Regions from separate parts of the Homo sapiens genome. Here region 2 is linked to region 1. A link is a loop called in an ENCODE intact Hi-C map of the cell type or tissue named here. Cell type or tissue: psoas muscle. All regions are shown on one strand. Links, peaks and the distances in the headings refer to the core of each region. The heading gives the core; the rest is flanking DNA. Region 1 holds the start of LOC124904597 (LINE-1 retrotransposable element ORF2 protein-like). Region 2 has its middle 150 kb from the start of LINC01724.

What was found. A loop is a pair of places that touch in the nucleus more often than their neighbours do. Peaks named below come from ENCODE experiments on the same cell type or tissue, not always from the same donor. Only the 100,000 strongest peaks of a DNase experiment are listed, where the experiment ranks them.
Region 2: a loop joins it to region 1, with 7 times the contacts of the local background. A loop is called at or near these places in 2 of 110 quality-filtered maps.

Annotation. Positions count from the first base shown.
Region 1 is chr1:196,368,464-196,376,817 of GRCh38, forward strand. It overlaps KCNT2 (potassium sodium-activated channel subfamily T member 2), which reads right to left. Exons shown (of 28, transcript NM_198503.5): 14 at 4,677-4,785. It overlaps LOC124904597 (LINE-1 retrotransposable element ORF2 protein-like), which reads right to left and starts at 2,715. Exons shown (of 2, transcript XR_007067045.1): 1 at 1-2,715. RefSeq lists an enhancer at 5,269-5,805. In psoas muscle, for the core only: a CTCF peak has its summit at 4,660 (motif pointing left); no DNase peak of the experiment used is centred there.
Region 2 is chr1:195,938,654-195,947,007 of GRCh38, forward strand. No RefSeq gene overlaps it. Among named protein-coding and RNA genes, the nearest start is that of LINC01724, 150 kb to the right of the region's middle. In psoas muscle, for the core only: no CTCF peak of the experiment used is centred there; no DNase peak of the experiment used is centred there.

The sequences.
Region 1 (8,354 bases), core at 286-8,285:
ATGAAGTAGCAATCTCCAACCACACTTCATTTCTTATCATTCCTTAATTTGTTCATATTTTCTCACAATAAGAAAATCCCCATTGTAGAAATTGTTTTTTCAGAAGTCCTCAGAGAACAGCCTCCAAAATGCTTGCTCAGTCTTAATCTAGAATCATCTATGTTGTTAACAATCCAGTTCCTTTTAGAAATCCTATCTCAGTGTTATTTTATTATGCTATACTATATTTGCTTTCCTTTTCTTCACTCTATTTCCTAGAATTAATAAATTCCTAGAAAATAGTCTCAAATTGTCATTTCTCCCAAATCCCTACTACTTCCTCCTTCACATTTGTGAGCCTGACTGGCACGATCCACCACCTCAGGAACCAAGCGTGCAGCAATTCCTACCACATTATGTCTTCATCAGAAAGCAAATACATCCAATATCAAACCACTTTTCCTTCTGCCAACTATGTACTTCATTATTTTCTACTGTCCAGTGTCAATAAGTGAGGAGATTTTCTTTTTTTCCCCCTCTCTCTTTTCTACACTCATATCTAATCAGTGGCAAACTTCTGTGAATTCTAACTAAGCAGTATTTTTCTTATCAATTCTCTCTTTTTCTTACCCCTCGATTATTACTGAGGTGAAAAAGATTACCTCATGGATGGGACTAATTAAGTATTGTGAAAACAAATTGAAAGACAAAGAAAATGAATTGCTAAATTTTTAAAATTCTGATAAAGCTGAAATGTAATCAGGATGGGCCAGTTGAATGTTAACAAACTGGACTGATAATCCAGCATTTCCTTGTGGAAATCATTATAGTCCATGTTCAAAGGTGATTTTTTCTAAAGAATAAATTTTTTTTTATTTATTTTTGTTTTTTTATTATTATACTTTAAGTTTTAGGGTACATGTGCACATTGTGCAGGTTAGTTACATATGTATACATGTGCCATGCTGGTGTGCTGCACCCACTAACTCGTCATCTAGCATTAGGTATATTTCCCAGTGCTATCCCTCCCTCCTCCCCCCACCCCACAACAGTCCCCAGAATGTGATGTTCCCCTTCCTGTGTCCATGTGATCTCATTGTTCAATTCCCACCTATGAGTGAGAATATGTGGTGTTTGGTTTTTTGTTCCTGCGATAGTTTACTGAGAATGATGATTTCCAATTTCATCCATGTCCCTACAAAGGACATGAACTCATCCTTTTTTATGGCTGCATAATAATCCATGGTGTATATGTGCCACATTTTCTTAATCCAGTCTATCATTGTTGGACATTTGGGTTGGTTCCAAGTCTTTGCTATTGTGAATAATGCCGCAATAAACATATGTGTGCATGTGTCTTTATAGCAGCATGATTTATAGTCCTTTGGGTATATACCCAGTAATGGGATGGCTGGGTCAAATGGTATTTCTAGTTCTAGATCCCTGAGGAATCACCACACTGCGAAGGACATGAACAGACACTTCTCAAAAGAAGACATTTATGCAGCCAAAAAACACATGAAAAAATGCTCACCATCACTGGCCATCAGAGAAATGCAAATCAAAACCACAATGAGATACCATCTCACACCAGTTAGAATGGCAATCATTAAAAAGTCAGGAAACAACAGGTGCTGGAGAGGATGTGGAGAAATAGGAACACTTTTACACTGTTGGTGGGACTGTAAACTAGTTCAACCATTGTGGAAGAATAAATTTATTTTCATTGAGAATAAACTTATTTTTGACAAGATTGCCAAATAAATAAAAATGCTAATTTAATCAACAATAAGACATACCACTGCCAAGAGCACAGAACACTCAAATGTAAATAAAGTGAGCGGGTCTGAAAAATGAGGAAAAAAATTGAGAAGCATTAAAATACAGAATAAACTCTCTAAAAATATAAATTACACAGTTCTATGAAGTCATCTAATTTATTTATGACTGACAGATCAGCTAGAACTGGAATTAACATAATAACAAATAGAAAAAGAAAATGTTATATTGTAAGAGTTTTAATCAGCCTTGGGAATTGTATTAGTCAGAGTACTGGGTAAGTTGCTGGAGAGACCACTTCATGCCCACTAGGATGGTTATGATAAAAAAAAGCGCGGATAATTACGAATACTGCTGATGATGTAAAGAAAGTAGCATCCTGATATATTGATGATGATAATCAAAGTGCTATTGGAAAAATATTCTGACAGTTCCTAAAGAAGCTAAACAGAGTGACCATACGACCCAGCAATTCTACTCCTAGATATAGACGCAAGAAAATGAAAGCCTATGTTACACAAAAACCTTTTCACAAATGTTAACAGCAGCATTGTGAAAATGTTAGAAGCAACCCAAATACCCACCAACTGATGAGTGGAAAAATAAAATGTGATATATCCATGCAATGGAATATTATTCAGTTGTAAAAAGGAATAAAGTGCTGGTGCATATTACAATATGAATGAACCTTGAAAAACATTATGTACAATGTTCAACATTTGGGTGACCAGTACACTAGAAGCCCAATCTCTACCATTATGCAATGCACCCAAGTAACCAACATGCACATATATCCCCTGAATCTAAAGCAAAACCAAATTATTTAAAATTCTTTACGTTCATTTATTTACTGTATTACCAAATATACTAAAATGATTTCAGCTGAGCCTAATGGCTCAGGTCTGTAATTCCAGCACTTTGGAAGGCCAAGTCAGATGGATCACTTGAGCCCAGGAGTTCGAGACTAGCCTGGGCAACATGGCAAAATCCCGTCACTACAAAAAAAAAAAAAAAAAAAAAAAAAAAAAGCCTGGCATGGTGGTTCATGACTATAGTCCCAGCTACTGTGGAGGCTGCAGTAAATCTATAAAAGCAGAAATAGATTGTGGTTGCCTAGGGCTGCAAGAATTGGTGGGGGGAAAATGTAGGGTGATGCTAAAGGGTAGATAATTTCTTTATGTGGTTCTGGAATCATTTAATGGTGATGGTTGGATAATTCTATGAATATACTTTTAACATATTGAATTGTACACTTTAAATGGGTGAATTGTATAGTATGTAAGTTTTATTTCAATAAATCTACTATAAGAAGTTATTATGGTGGATGATAGCATTTACTGTGACACAGTTGTAAAATAATTTTGCAAGTCACTCTTATTTAAAGGAAATCCTTAATTATATAACAATGTTTTCAACAACATTGCTTTCTTTTTTAATAAGGCAAAATTCATTAGAGTATGTTGGGAAACGTCTTATTCTAAGGATCACTAAAATCTTTTTTTAACTTATGTGAAGTATAATTCTTTTTCACCAGGCAATACTGTTTGTCAATAAATAATATTTACTAGGAGATGCACAACGAAATTTAACTTCAGTCATGAGTAATGAGCTGTGTTATATAGTGTTTATGGGACTTATTTTATCACTCATGTATACAACAATGAAGTTGCCTAGATAGTCATCATTACAGTTGTCTGAGTCTGTACGAAGACGTTACGGAAAAATAATGAAGACACTTGATGAGTTCTATGAATGTTCACTTAATTGGTGTTAAAATAATTTTTAGTACTTTATTTAATTGCATCAAAATGACAAACACTTTCTGCAAAGAAGATAAACGTCATTCCTAATCCTGTTACATCCTTCCTATTGCACAGATTAAAGGCTTGTAAGTATATAGAATAGAAATATTCCTATTCACAACTTTGAGAAAATTGCTCCTAAGAAACTTTTACCATCCCAATTAGGCAGTCAGAAGTAAGACAGTAAAATCTAATTTATATAACACTGAGTATTTACTACTTTTAAATTAACAACTTATCCATCTATAAATAAATCTCAAAAAAGAATTTTCCTTTTTCTGGATTTATTTGATTTGACACTTCACCTAAACAATTATCAATTAACTTACTTAATATGAGTAATCATAACCACTAGCATAAGTGGAATTTACTTCGAAAATCAACATTTTGTCTGAAATATAAGATTAGAAATATGACAAGATATGAAATGAAGTACATTTGTCTCTTTAAATAAGAGCAATGACTATGTTCACTAGTTATATTTTCTTTGATCATCCTAGTCAAAAACAACTTCTGTATTTCATAAAACTCTATCAAAATAAACAAACAAGAATAAAAAAGGTTCTAATGGTACAACTTTCTCCAACCTTGAAATGCATATAAAAAGTGATTTATACTGCATTAGCTAATTTTATACAACTACTTTGTTATTATTCTATTATAAAATTGCCATTTTGACATCAATTGTGTACATTAAGCTTTCAGATAAAACTTACCTCAGGAACAGAAAAATTTGACTTTAAGTTCTTATACTAATAACTGTGAGAATCCTTTAATTAAATGTTTCATTTGCTGCAGAAGTATTCATCTTTAAAATAAAAATAATGTCCTAATCCTAGGCCTAACAAATGATGCCGGCACTTAGAATTTACTAATAAGTTGCAACAAACTATCTCAAGACTACTGAGAAAAGACAGCAAATTACTCACTTTTTGTATGTCTTGGATTCTTTAACATGTCTTTATTTATCTACCAGATAAAGATAACTCACACAAATTCAAGTATAGGTACATATCTAGCTGTATACGTAGGCCTTCTATATTTTTAAATCACATAACTGCCCTTATTGTTTTTTATATAATTTAAAAGGTTAACTTAAAGAAAAAATATACTTACTGCCCTCTAGAGGTATGAACCAGTAGTGTAATAAGTGTAGATGTTGCTGGGCATATACAGTTTAAAGCTAACATGGCGTATTTAAACTCTTCTTCACAAACAACATGATCTGTTTGAAATAAAATAGGTAAATTAGAATAATTTACCTTTGGAGAGTAATAAAATGTAAAAAATAAAACAAAATGAATAAAATGGTAAAAGTCTCAATATAAACATACTTGTTTTAGAGATGTTTTTACAAGTGCAATTTTATCCCCAGGAAATATATCTCCTAAGAAAGAGTACTGGAGTATGGGTTAAGTGATTGGCTTGGGGGTCACTCCTGTCTCAACAAATTTAGCAACCTTTGCTAAAATGCTTAACCCTGTCTTAACAAAATTGGCAACTTTTGGTAAAATGCTTAATCTTCCTATGCCTAGCAGGTGGGTTTGAGGTGTGGTCTAAAATATTTCAAATACTTTATAAAGTCTCCTTTTGTTCTGATAATTCTATAGTATAAAATACAACAGTACTGATTTAGAAGAGTACTGATATATCAAATTCATAATGACACAGCATAAATTTTAGAAAGTAATTATTAAAAGATTTAGCAGATAATATGTGCCTAGCATAGAAGAAATATATTTGATACTATGAAAATAACTGTAATATCAAGCAATAGAATTTGCTAAAATAAATTGAAATTAAAATTGTACTTTAACTCCAAATTCCTAAAAGTCATAAACCCAAAAGATGATAGGGTCCAACCAGAAAACATAATAAATGGCTGCTGAAATTCAATGACATAAAAATAATAGTGCTAGAAATGAGAGCACATGGGAAAGTGCAGGCCACATCTAAAGAGAATGATGCTACTCAGGCCAAGCATTGTTATGCAGGAATGAGGGCTCAGATGCCAGATATTCTATTTTCTACAGAAGTCGTGTTTTTAAAAAGTGATTAAATAGTGTTTATTTTGGAAAAAACAAAAACCTGTTTTCCCAAATAAACAAGTATAGCTGGTATTAAAAATAAAGAGAAGGTTTAAAATTCTAAGAAAATACATATTCTTAGGCAGAAAAGTAGCACTTTTAGCAAAATTAAGAAATAGAAGATCAAATTTGTCAGTGAGCTAGATCTATAAAATGAATACATAACACCATACAATTTATGAAGAAAGAAGAAAAGGTTACATGGGAAATGGTTTAGCAAATGCTCTGGACAAACATTGACTTTCGTTCTGCCCTGTTTTTATAATATGATTTAGTACATGAGATAGCATACTACTTTTTATTTTGCTTTCATTTTTTATTGTTTCTCTTTCACATTTTATGGAAGAAAATATATACTATGGATATATGTCAGGATTTACTCAAAAATACAAAAATATCAAGTTTCTACTGATAATCTCTCTCCCCACACCCACTTGTCAATATATTATAATTGACATAAAATGTTTTTGAAATACATAACCAGATTATTTATTGCTTTGCAGGAAAGGCAAGCAGATTCTAGATACAATTTTGAATGCAGGGAAGTGTACATAAGATTTGCAAAAGAAGAGTGTTTTTAAACTATCATTTCAATATTATCTCAAAATAATTTTGAGTGTGTATGCCCAATCTGTGAAAATAGAGTGACAAAACTGCTAAACCCGGAATGTTATTACTGTAGAATCATATGATATCAATACATAGGGAACCCATAAATTTCAAATCAAAAATTAGAACAGATGATCTGAGAAAAATATGTACATTTATTACCACATAGAATTGTTAAAATTTCAAACTGTAACAGAAAATTTGGAAGGTATGATTACCATATATGCAATGTAGCATGCAATTATTAACTTTTCCTTACTACAGTGCACAAACCATATTTCTTTCAGTAGGGGAATGTGAGAAAATGTGATGGATGTGTTATACTTTGAAAATATCTCATTGTATTTTCCTTCAATAGTTAAAAAAGTAAAAAAAATAATTAGGTCTCCTCCCTTTTCTTCAATAAATGTGTGCATCTGAGTTTGGGGGGCAATGGCTGTGGGAAGATTTTGCTGCAGTGGCTAATGTTTCAAAAACTGTACTAATCAGAGAAAATTAGAAGGAAGCAAAAGATTCCTACATTTCGATAGTCATTTTTGTATTTGCATGTGTCTTTTTTCTACATTTGGTAAAAGTTTTACAGTGTCTATCAGCCCTTTCAACAATAAGTATATGTACTACCATCAATGGTGGCAATTTTACACATAAACACAAAGTATGTATGCACTGTTCCTTTGTACACTGAATTATCTAGGGATGCAACTGCGGTGTAAATTAAGAGAAATTTTACTTTATTATGTTTAGCATTGTATGTAAGTCATTAATAAAAATTAATATATGATATGTATCAGTCAAAACCTAGCACCTTGTCATTGGTAAAAGTGTCTTTTTTTCCCACTGTCTTCTTGTTTATTCATGCCTGAGTGTTTACATATTAAAAAAACATGCTTTTTATTATTATTTCCATTTTTTCTCTTTCATATTAGAATTAGAATATTATACTAACTTTTTATACTTTATGTGTATAGATAGTTATATTTACTCTGAATTTCATTTCAAAATAGTGTAGGAAGTGTTGCAAAATATTTATTATAAAAAGAGAGTACTGGATCAGAGAAAATAACCATTTTTAGATAAATAAGTTAATATATAATTATCATGAAAGCCTTTGTTAGAACAAATGTAAATTCAGTACTCTTTTCATTAAGAAAGCTATTTAATTTCTAAGAATGGAAAATACAAGGAAAAAGATATGATATAATATTCAACTGGATAATAATCTTTATTTGCATGCATCACAGAGAGCTAAAACTCAATCTGAAAAATAGAACTGCTTCTATATCTAGACTTGTCCTCTTAGGTCCAAATCCATCCTTCCTCTTGGGACATTTTTTAGAACTAACCACTAATCCTCAGCCTGAATTAAAATACTGAAAATATTCCTTCATTCTAACTGCCCCTCATTTCCCAATACATTATAATAGCCAAAGTTTATGGATTATACAATCAAATTCCCCTCTCTTTCTTTTTTTCCCATTGTCATTCTCACTACTTACTACAGGTTTCTAATACATCCATAATTCTTAAGGCTCAGATATCAAATTTCAGAATTAAAAAATATTCAGATTTTAGAAAGGCAATATGTTTCATCTACCAGACACTATATAACATATCCAAGGAACAACCTATTCCTAAAAATATCATTGTTTCTGCAGCTAAATGTTTGAATATTTATACTAAGTAGAAAAAATAAAGGGTTAAATAGCTTCATGGCAGTTCAGTGCAGGAACTACCACCAAATAATTTCAGATAATTTCGTGTTTTACCACCAAGACTACAAAAATATTTTCATGTTGCAGAGATTCCTGGTTTTGGAATTACAGCTAAGGGATTGTGGACTGTTATTCAAACTCTGATGTTCTTTCCTCTAGGCTAACAACTTTCTAATTGGTTTTCATGTTTTCCAACTCTTTAGCATTCCACCTTGTAAGACTTGATTACATAATTTGGGTCACTCTTGACACATTCAACTAAAATAAAACCATCCCTATAAATTTTATTAAACCAATTAAAAAAGAAAGAAGGAGGAGAAATGAAATAAAACAAGCTTGCAGCACCATTCAGCATTAATCATTAGGTCAGCTTACTTTCTGACCCG
Region 2 (8,354 bases), core at 229-8,228, 430 kb before region 1:
TGAATGTTACCTTATGCAATGAAAAAATGGAAAGCTTTAAATTTTCTCATCAAGGTATATAGGATTTTCCAAAATAAAAGCAGACATTCTCAAGAAATAGTGTTCCCTGCAATAGTTAGCAGAGACATCAGAAATTGTATTTCATTATAATCCAATCCAAGTTAAAATGAAAAGTCTGTCACTTCAAAAATCAAGAGGACAGTAAAAACATGTAAGTAAAGTTAGTCAAATGTTTGAGACTATTAACATTGATATTGAATAAAACTTTGTATGAAGGAAAATATTTCAAATAAACTTGATTATTGATCTGGAACAATAGTAACAAAGAAACAAAAAAGTGTGTGTTTTCCTCACAACAGCTGGGTTTAAATTAATAAATGTATAACCTAAAATTCATTATTTTCCAATTTTTAAAACATTTTACTGATTTAAATATACGGTATAGGCAATAGCTGTATAAAAATCATTAAAATTAGACAAGACTGTTACCAATTACAGTAACTGGCAGAAAAAACAATTGGCTCTGGAAGTTAAAAATGTTGCCTAAAAGGAGTTATGTGTAGGCCATTTTAAATAACTAGTCAGAGAAAAAAATTATTTTTCATTTTTCACAAAAGTTTGAGGTAGAAAATGCTGTATGTATTGAGTTTGGCTAATAATAATTTGTTTTACCCTTTTGGAAAAGTATTTTAAATGCCTCAGCCAATAAAGTTTGGAGTTAATTTTTTTATTTTAAGATACCATCTGTATAGCTACATTTTTTATACCAGCTTTTAAAATATGTTGAAATTAAAATAGCAGTTTTCATATTGGAGGGTTTTAATACCTTCCTAAACATGATAGTTTTCAACTATTAATCATATTATCATATGATAATATTAAAATGTGAAAGTATCCATGAGGTAGACCAAGGGTAAATCAAAATGTGAAGATATTTTTAGTTTTAACTGTCCAAAGGCAATTATAAACAACTTTCCAGTGAAAGTGAAAATCATGCCAGTTGTTTTAATAGTGTACTTTATGTATAAATAATAGAGGGATATTGCCAAATATTCTCTATTCTTCAGTTTCACAATTGAAATGGCATTTGTGCAAGAGAAATATCAACATCCCTAAGAGTTTTTGTGGCCTTGCTGTGTTTACTTCAAACCAAAAATCTCTGCTGTATACTCCTAAGCTCACAACAGCATCCTCAAATGCTATTTGTTTTACATGCGTTTAACTGGGTAACATAATGTCCAAATAAAGTTGATTAAATCAAAGAAGTTGATACTTTCCTAGGAAAAATAAGTCGAAGGGTAGCTTTTGGTTTGGCCCTTGAATAGCATCAAAGTTGCTAGTTCCTCTCTTCCACTCTGCTATCGCAGGGCATCAGGAAGTTTTCCCTCTTGGTCACAAGGTGGAGGCAAATGCTTAAAGCTTCACAACAATGACCAAAACCAGGAGTCTCTGTAGCAAAGGGGCCCTCTTCATATTTCTTTTTTCAAGAGCCCTTTTTTGTTGTTGTTTGTTAGAACTGGGCCACATGGCTAGCTGAATGCAAGTCTGGGGAAAAGATTGTTTGGGTATTTAGACTCTACTGTGGAAGACAAAGCTCTGCCAATAGAGAAGATTGTTGCAGTGATTAGCCATTGAGGACATAACTAAGCAAAACTACCATCATTACCATAGGCTCACTAAAGTCTTCCATGACCAAATGTATTTGAGAAACACTGGGTTAAACAAATTCAACAGGTTTCTTTACTGTGTGCTCTCAAATCTCACTAAAGACTTTGCGTTATCAGTCTCCAACAACAACAAAAAAATATGTTCCTTTTTCCATGTTAACTTTATTATAGCACCAAAATATTTTTATCTCATCAAATAAGATTAGAGGTCCTCACAAGCAGACTTTCAAAAATGCTGAAATAAGCTCATACTTCACTGGAAAAAAATCATAAAAAATGTAAAATTTCAAAGTAAATTTCATTTGCTTCCAAGGGACAGAGATCCACTCAATGTAAAATGAGAATAGGGAATAATTAAGGGGTATTAAGATATTTGCAAAACACAATTGAAAGATTTGAGGACTAGGAAAAAATGAGAATGAGGCAGCTACTCTTTTCTAATTCTCAAGCTCAGATTCTCCTTCTGGTTCTTTTGAGAGACATAAATTACACATAGATTAATTTATAGGCTGCCAATTAATCATATAGATGAATTATATAGATTATATATAATCTATAGGCTTCTTTTTAGTTATCCAAAATATGGACAGTTATGTTTCTTTCCCCTCTGTGACTTAGAGGGGAAAATATCTTTCCAAAGTCTTCCTAAGATTGGGTTTAACAGATCCATTTCCTATTTTGTAGTGTTAAAGCTGTTCTTATCAGATTCTAGATGACAAGCCTACTTCAATGCCTATCTGTCTGTTTTGTCTTTCTACCATTCTCCCTGTATCTCAGTCTGCCTTTTTGGTGTGTCATGAACAGAGAGCAATCACTCTCCACTTGAGGTCATTGAACATAGTTTTCTTTTTCTACTAAAACTTTGACTTTTATTTTTTTCGGCTGATGATTGTTAAAAAGAGTCAGATTCATCTGAGAAAAGATATATGTCTGGCCAGCAACTTGTGGTGGGATAATTTAGAGTATCAGGACAAGTTTTCTAGAGGCTCCTTTGTAAGGACACATTACCTGTTGACAGTCGAGGTGGATGCAGAGGAGCCTATGCTCTGAAAAAATTAGGAAAAAGTAATAGGAAGATATTTTTCTGGTTGTAAAATAGGATAGGTGCCCATTTGACAGATTTCTAAGGTGCAGTAAAATACAAAATTAGCTATTCCTAGTCAGATGGAGAAAGCACATAGTCATTTTTCTATGTTTCTAACCACTGAGTTTCAAACTCAGAGAGTGTGTAGAAACAAAGAAAATTTCTTGGGGAGTTTCACCATACAAAAAGATCATAGGGTGGGGAAAAAGTCAGTTAACTGAATGTGATTCCTGCAAATAAGATTATTTAAAAGATAAAGAAGAATAGAAAACTTCTAAGAAGAGTATGGAAAACTAACATTGTATAAATTTAGAAAACTGAATGATTAATTTGTTAAAAATGTGAACTAAAGCATAAGAAGAATATAGTGGATATATAACTTTAGTTTCCCCACATTGTACTTTTTTTTTTTTTTCAGTTAGTTCCTTCATTCAACACTATACCCAACTAGATATAGACATGCTCTTCAGAAACTTACAGTCTAGAGAACTGAGAGTCTTAAGGATCTAAAGATATAGGTTAAATGCTGCTTTAAGACCCCATGCTGAGTGCTTCACAAAGACTGCAACAGAAGCTGTCATACTTTACCCCATAAGTGGAATGAAGAGATCAGACATAACATTATCAAAGCTAAATCTTCTGACATTGGAATATGCCTTTAAACATTCACAGCTCAAAGCCACGAAGGCCAACTACTTCAGAAACCTTAGGAAAACCCTAGTATATGAAGTTACATTTTTTTCTCTACCATCATTCTCTGGTTTCTTATTCTGCTTTCAACCTCCTTTCTGTTTCTGAGACATGCCAAGTATATTCTCATCGCTGAATTTTTTTTGTCTTTTTTTTCAATAGGATTTTATTCTTAAACTTAAGCATTGTAATAGTTACTGAAATATGGCTTGAAACCTATTTCTGTGTCCTTCAAGCCCACCCACTCCACACCCCCAAGACACACACAATGGCCCTAATCTCAATCATCATCTTCTTTTTATTCTACTCCTAGCATTTCCCCTTCTTATATACAATATTTTGGAGCTAGACCCTATATCTTTGAATCTCTTGTCATATGTTTCAGCATGGCACTTTCTTCCAAAGGAGAAAACATATTACATTAATCCTAGCATTTTCCCTCCAATATTTTGGAACAAAACCTATATCTTTGAATCACTTGTCATATGTTTCAGCATGGCTCTTTCATCCAAAGAAGAAAACACATTACGTAAGAAAAATGAAATACCATTGAGCATAGTTTTTGGAATGTATTGGCTATGGTCTGAATGAAAGCATTCAGACAATAAATATATTTGCCCTTCACACATAAAGGCTTTGTGCCCCAAAATTTATGTATTGAAACCTAGTAATCAATGTGATAGCACTGGCAGGGTATGGCCTTTGGGTAGTGATTGGTTCATTAGGACAGAGCCCTTATGAACAGAATATACCCTTATAAAGGAAAGGAAATTAGGGTTTTCTGTTGAAGAACTATTAGAGTGACTATAAAGAGTGATTTGTTCTTTTGCTCAAGAGCAGTAAACAAAATTCAATTTTTATATTATTTTTGGTGACTAATGCAAGCAGATAGAATTGGAAAACACACACTGAGATGCTTTCTGTCCACACTGGACTGAAAAGCCTGTATAACCATCAATAATACTCAAGAAGTATTAAACAGGTGTGCAATCATACACCTCATTTTGCATATGCCCTTGAAATCCGGTGGTAAGAACTGGAACGTAATTGTTGTCTAGTTAAGTATACGTACACATCTGCACATGATTACTTCTAACAAAACTAGAGGGAGAAGTGGGAGAGTGAGACTGATGACAATAGAGAAAATGTTATATGAGGACACAATGAGAAAGCAGCTGTCTGCAATCCGAAGAGAAAGGCCTCACAAGAAACCAACCCTGCTGGCACATTAATCTTGGACTTCCAACCTCTAGAATGGTGAAAGCATTAATTTCCGTTGTTTAAGCCACCCAGTCTGAGGTATTGTGTTCTAGCAGTCCAACCGGACTAATATGAGTCCTGAGAGCAAAATGATCCTAATCGGCAGACATTCAGTGTGGAGACAGACTTAGGAATAGGCTCAGAGGATGAGCTAACAGTGGATCAAGCTTCAGTATGAGGCTCTGACTGGGAAGGCTTGCACATTCTTAGTTGTCCAATTACTAGCACTAACAGTCTAAATAAAGTGATTCTGCTGAAAAAAACTATCACTCAGGTCTGGATACTATCGTAAAAATAATCTTATTACTAGTGGCCCAAGCCATTGATATAAAATATCATCTTAAAAAAGATGAATACACGAAGAAGGTAACTTTTCTATATATGTCAGAAAGAATGGTGAGCCTTGGACTTGGGTGATTAATACCTCCAGTCATTATCATCAGTACAGTAACATCTCATTACACAGGAGTTTTGGAGAAAGTACTCTGCAAAGAGCCAGGCATTCATGTTGATGTGACAACACATATGTGCATAGACTGGTGAAGCCTATGATGCAAATTGGAAATATGCAACAAATAATTTTTATTTGGCATAATATTCTGAAGGTAACTAGTAAAATTATATTCTTTACTGATATCATTAATAATTATATTTTAATGGACATATTTTAGTAATTCTTCAAGAAGTATCCAATGAAAGTCAAATTTTTGAAGACAGATGATGTGGGGCTAGAGATGGAGAAACTATTACGTAAATTAGTTAGCTCTTCATTTTAATTCCCAGAGCATTTTACACTTAAAACATGCATAACTAATCAATGTACCCTCAAGGTAACATTTCCAACTTGGTATGAAGAAAAAATACTAGGAAAAGAAAGCCCCATTTTTGTTAACAAAGCTATTTGCTGAATTAAATGAGTAATACTTAGAAAACATATCTATAAATGTCAGAAATTTGATTTTTAAATACTATAAAGCTGCATTTAGCCTAAATTTGCTGTCATAAATCATGTCATATCAAATACATCAGTTTTTTAGATAAAAGAATCTATATACTTCTATATTATTGACTCTATATATGTACTACCTTAATTATTTGGCATTTAAGACTTCAAATAATTTCTTTAATTAAATTATTGACATTAGTTAAGATTCTTAGACATCTTGTAATGAGTTTTTGAAGACAAGTGTAATGAAGACCAAAAGTATTAACTACGTTTTCCAAGACTACAAAGGTATTTGAGCCATAACATACTGATGATCCTGAAAGGCCAGTGAGGCTCTTGAGATTTCTGGAAATGTATCTTTTACTCTATCAAGATCCTAAATCTATATTGAGATTTTGACATTACTATACTTTATGGGAAAAATTGCAAAGCTTTTTATACTTATAGTCACCTTCTCTAGGGTCCATTTTGAGAGGACTTTATATGAATACTGAATCCTTAAAGTCAAGAACTGTCTATTCTACTTCTTCATACTCTCAGAACATAGTATATAGTCTATTATACCAAGTGTGCTCAATAAATATTAGGTTAGTGCAAACTTAGTTGTGATTTTTGCCATGTAATTGCGGCCTTTGCCATTAAAAGTAATGGCAAAAATGACAATTAATTTTGTATCAACCTAATATTAGGAAAAGAATAAATGAGCATCATGAAGTTCCTTGCCAGTCACTTTTTCCCAGAAAAGAAGAACCATCTTCCCATGGAATTCCTCCCCTAGTGAGAATGGAAGCACAGTTAGACTAGGGATTAGTATACACTGCCAAGAAGTACAGCACTTCATAATTACAGATAAGCCAAATGATAATAATATGTAAAATGGTAAAATTCAAATCATTAATATCTTCTATGCACTTTCTTCTTATAAACATTGTTGGAAAATTAGGGAGGAATGCATGGGTGTTCAGAGGATTTAAAAAGTTTCACCTTGCTATGAGAATTAATTATAATTTATATATCAATCTGAATTGATAATATATAAGGTACAGCTGACCTTTCCCTTTCTCTAAATGCTTGTGTTTTCTTTCAAATGCAGATTTTTGCAAATACAATTAAAGAGATTGCTTAAATCTTCAACTTCATATTAATCAAAATAAGAAATTATGTACCTAAGATGGTTAGAAAGAGAAGACAAACTTCCAGTTAGTTTATTATTACATTTTGCCCTTTGAAATATTAACAGCCAATTGCTTAGCTTATTTAGAGGAATGATCACATTTCAAATAGATTATATTGAATATGAATATTTACATTATATTATCTGAAACATCTAATTTTTAACAAATGTACAGATTCTCAGATTCTGAGTCCTTGAAAGTGAGATTTAAAAGTCTGTAATTTAATTAACTACCCAGGATTCAGACCTGCTGCTGCTGGGGCAGCTCAGGCACCCTTTATTCCTGTTCCCCTCCTTCAACACCTTTTAGTACCACTATTTTGAAGCAGAAAACATAAACCTTGAAAATGAGCCAAGGAAACAGTTAGTATACTGTGCTGGAAATGCTAATGGGATAAGGAAAGGGATTATAAATACATTTAAACTGAGACAAGCAGTATCTTGGCCTCTCCTCTGAGGATATTGTCTTCTTTCGAATTTATTCCTCTCCTCTTTGTATTGATTCTTTTTAATTTTGTCCATCATGCAACTGGTACAAGAATACAAGTCTCAGGCTAGCTACCATTTTGAAAAAATGATCTTTGAATTTTGTAGGACAAAGTGGGGCCTCTAAGAAAGGACGTCTCAGACTGCAAAATATTTTCTTTTCTAGAAATTATGGAGAAATATTTTCTTTTCTGTCTGGGTTCATCTGAATGTAATTCTTCCCCACTCATTTATTCACTTACTCAGTTAGCAAGTATTTATCCAGTTGCAACCACATGCCAGGCAGTGTAATAAACACTATTGAACAGGCTCTAACAGTGTTCACAGAACCTACGCTCATAGAGCTTATGTCCCATGGCAAGAGTAGACAATAAACAAATAAGTAGACCTACCATAATTGAAGATTCCTGTGAGGAAAGAATATCATCAGGTAAATTGGGATTTAGGGCTTCTGCTGGAGTAAGGGATCAGGGGTAATGTTTTGGGCAGGTGGTCAGAGAAGATCTCTGATAGAAGATTTAAAAAAGAAAAAGAACAAGTCACAATGCTATCTGGGGAAACAGCAGTCCAGGTAGAAGCCACAGTATTTAAAATCTGAATTTGGAGAGTGTTTGCTCAGCTAAGCATGAGCTAGGCCAGTGCAGCTATGCTGGAGAGAAAAAGGGACATATGACAGGAAAACATGTCAAAGTTAAAATAAGGAACATTCCGTATACAGCTTTGTAAGCACGGAATTTCACTTTTGTTCTTAGTGACTTGAGAAGCCTCTAGAGTGACTGTCGGAACAGAGACCTCACTTGCTAAAACTAAGTTAAAAACCCTTGGTTAGCCTTTAGCATATGTAGTAAGAATCACTGATGTCTCCAGCCTGGCTTACGTTTAATGTGCTCCCTCAAATGGTTTAATCTGTTAGCTGAATATTAGTTACAGCTGGTAATTAATTAATATCATTTCCTGGTCTAAGATGTCTTCTTTGATAAGGAAATGCAAGTTATCTTACACTCAATAAAAACAAAGCAATGTGAGTCTCATAGCTCAGCCATCATA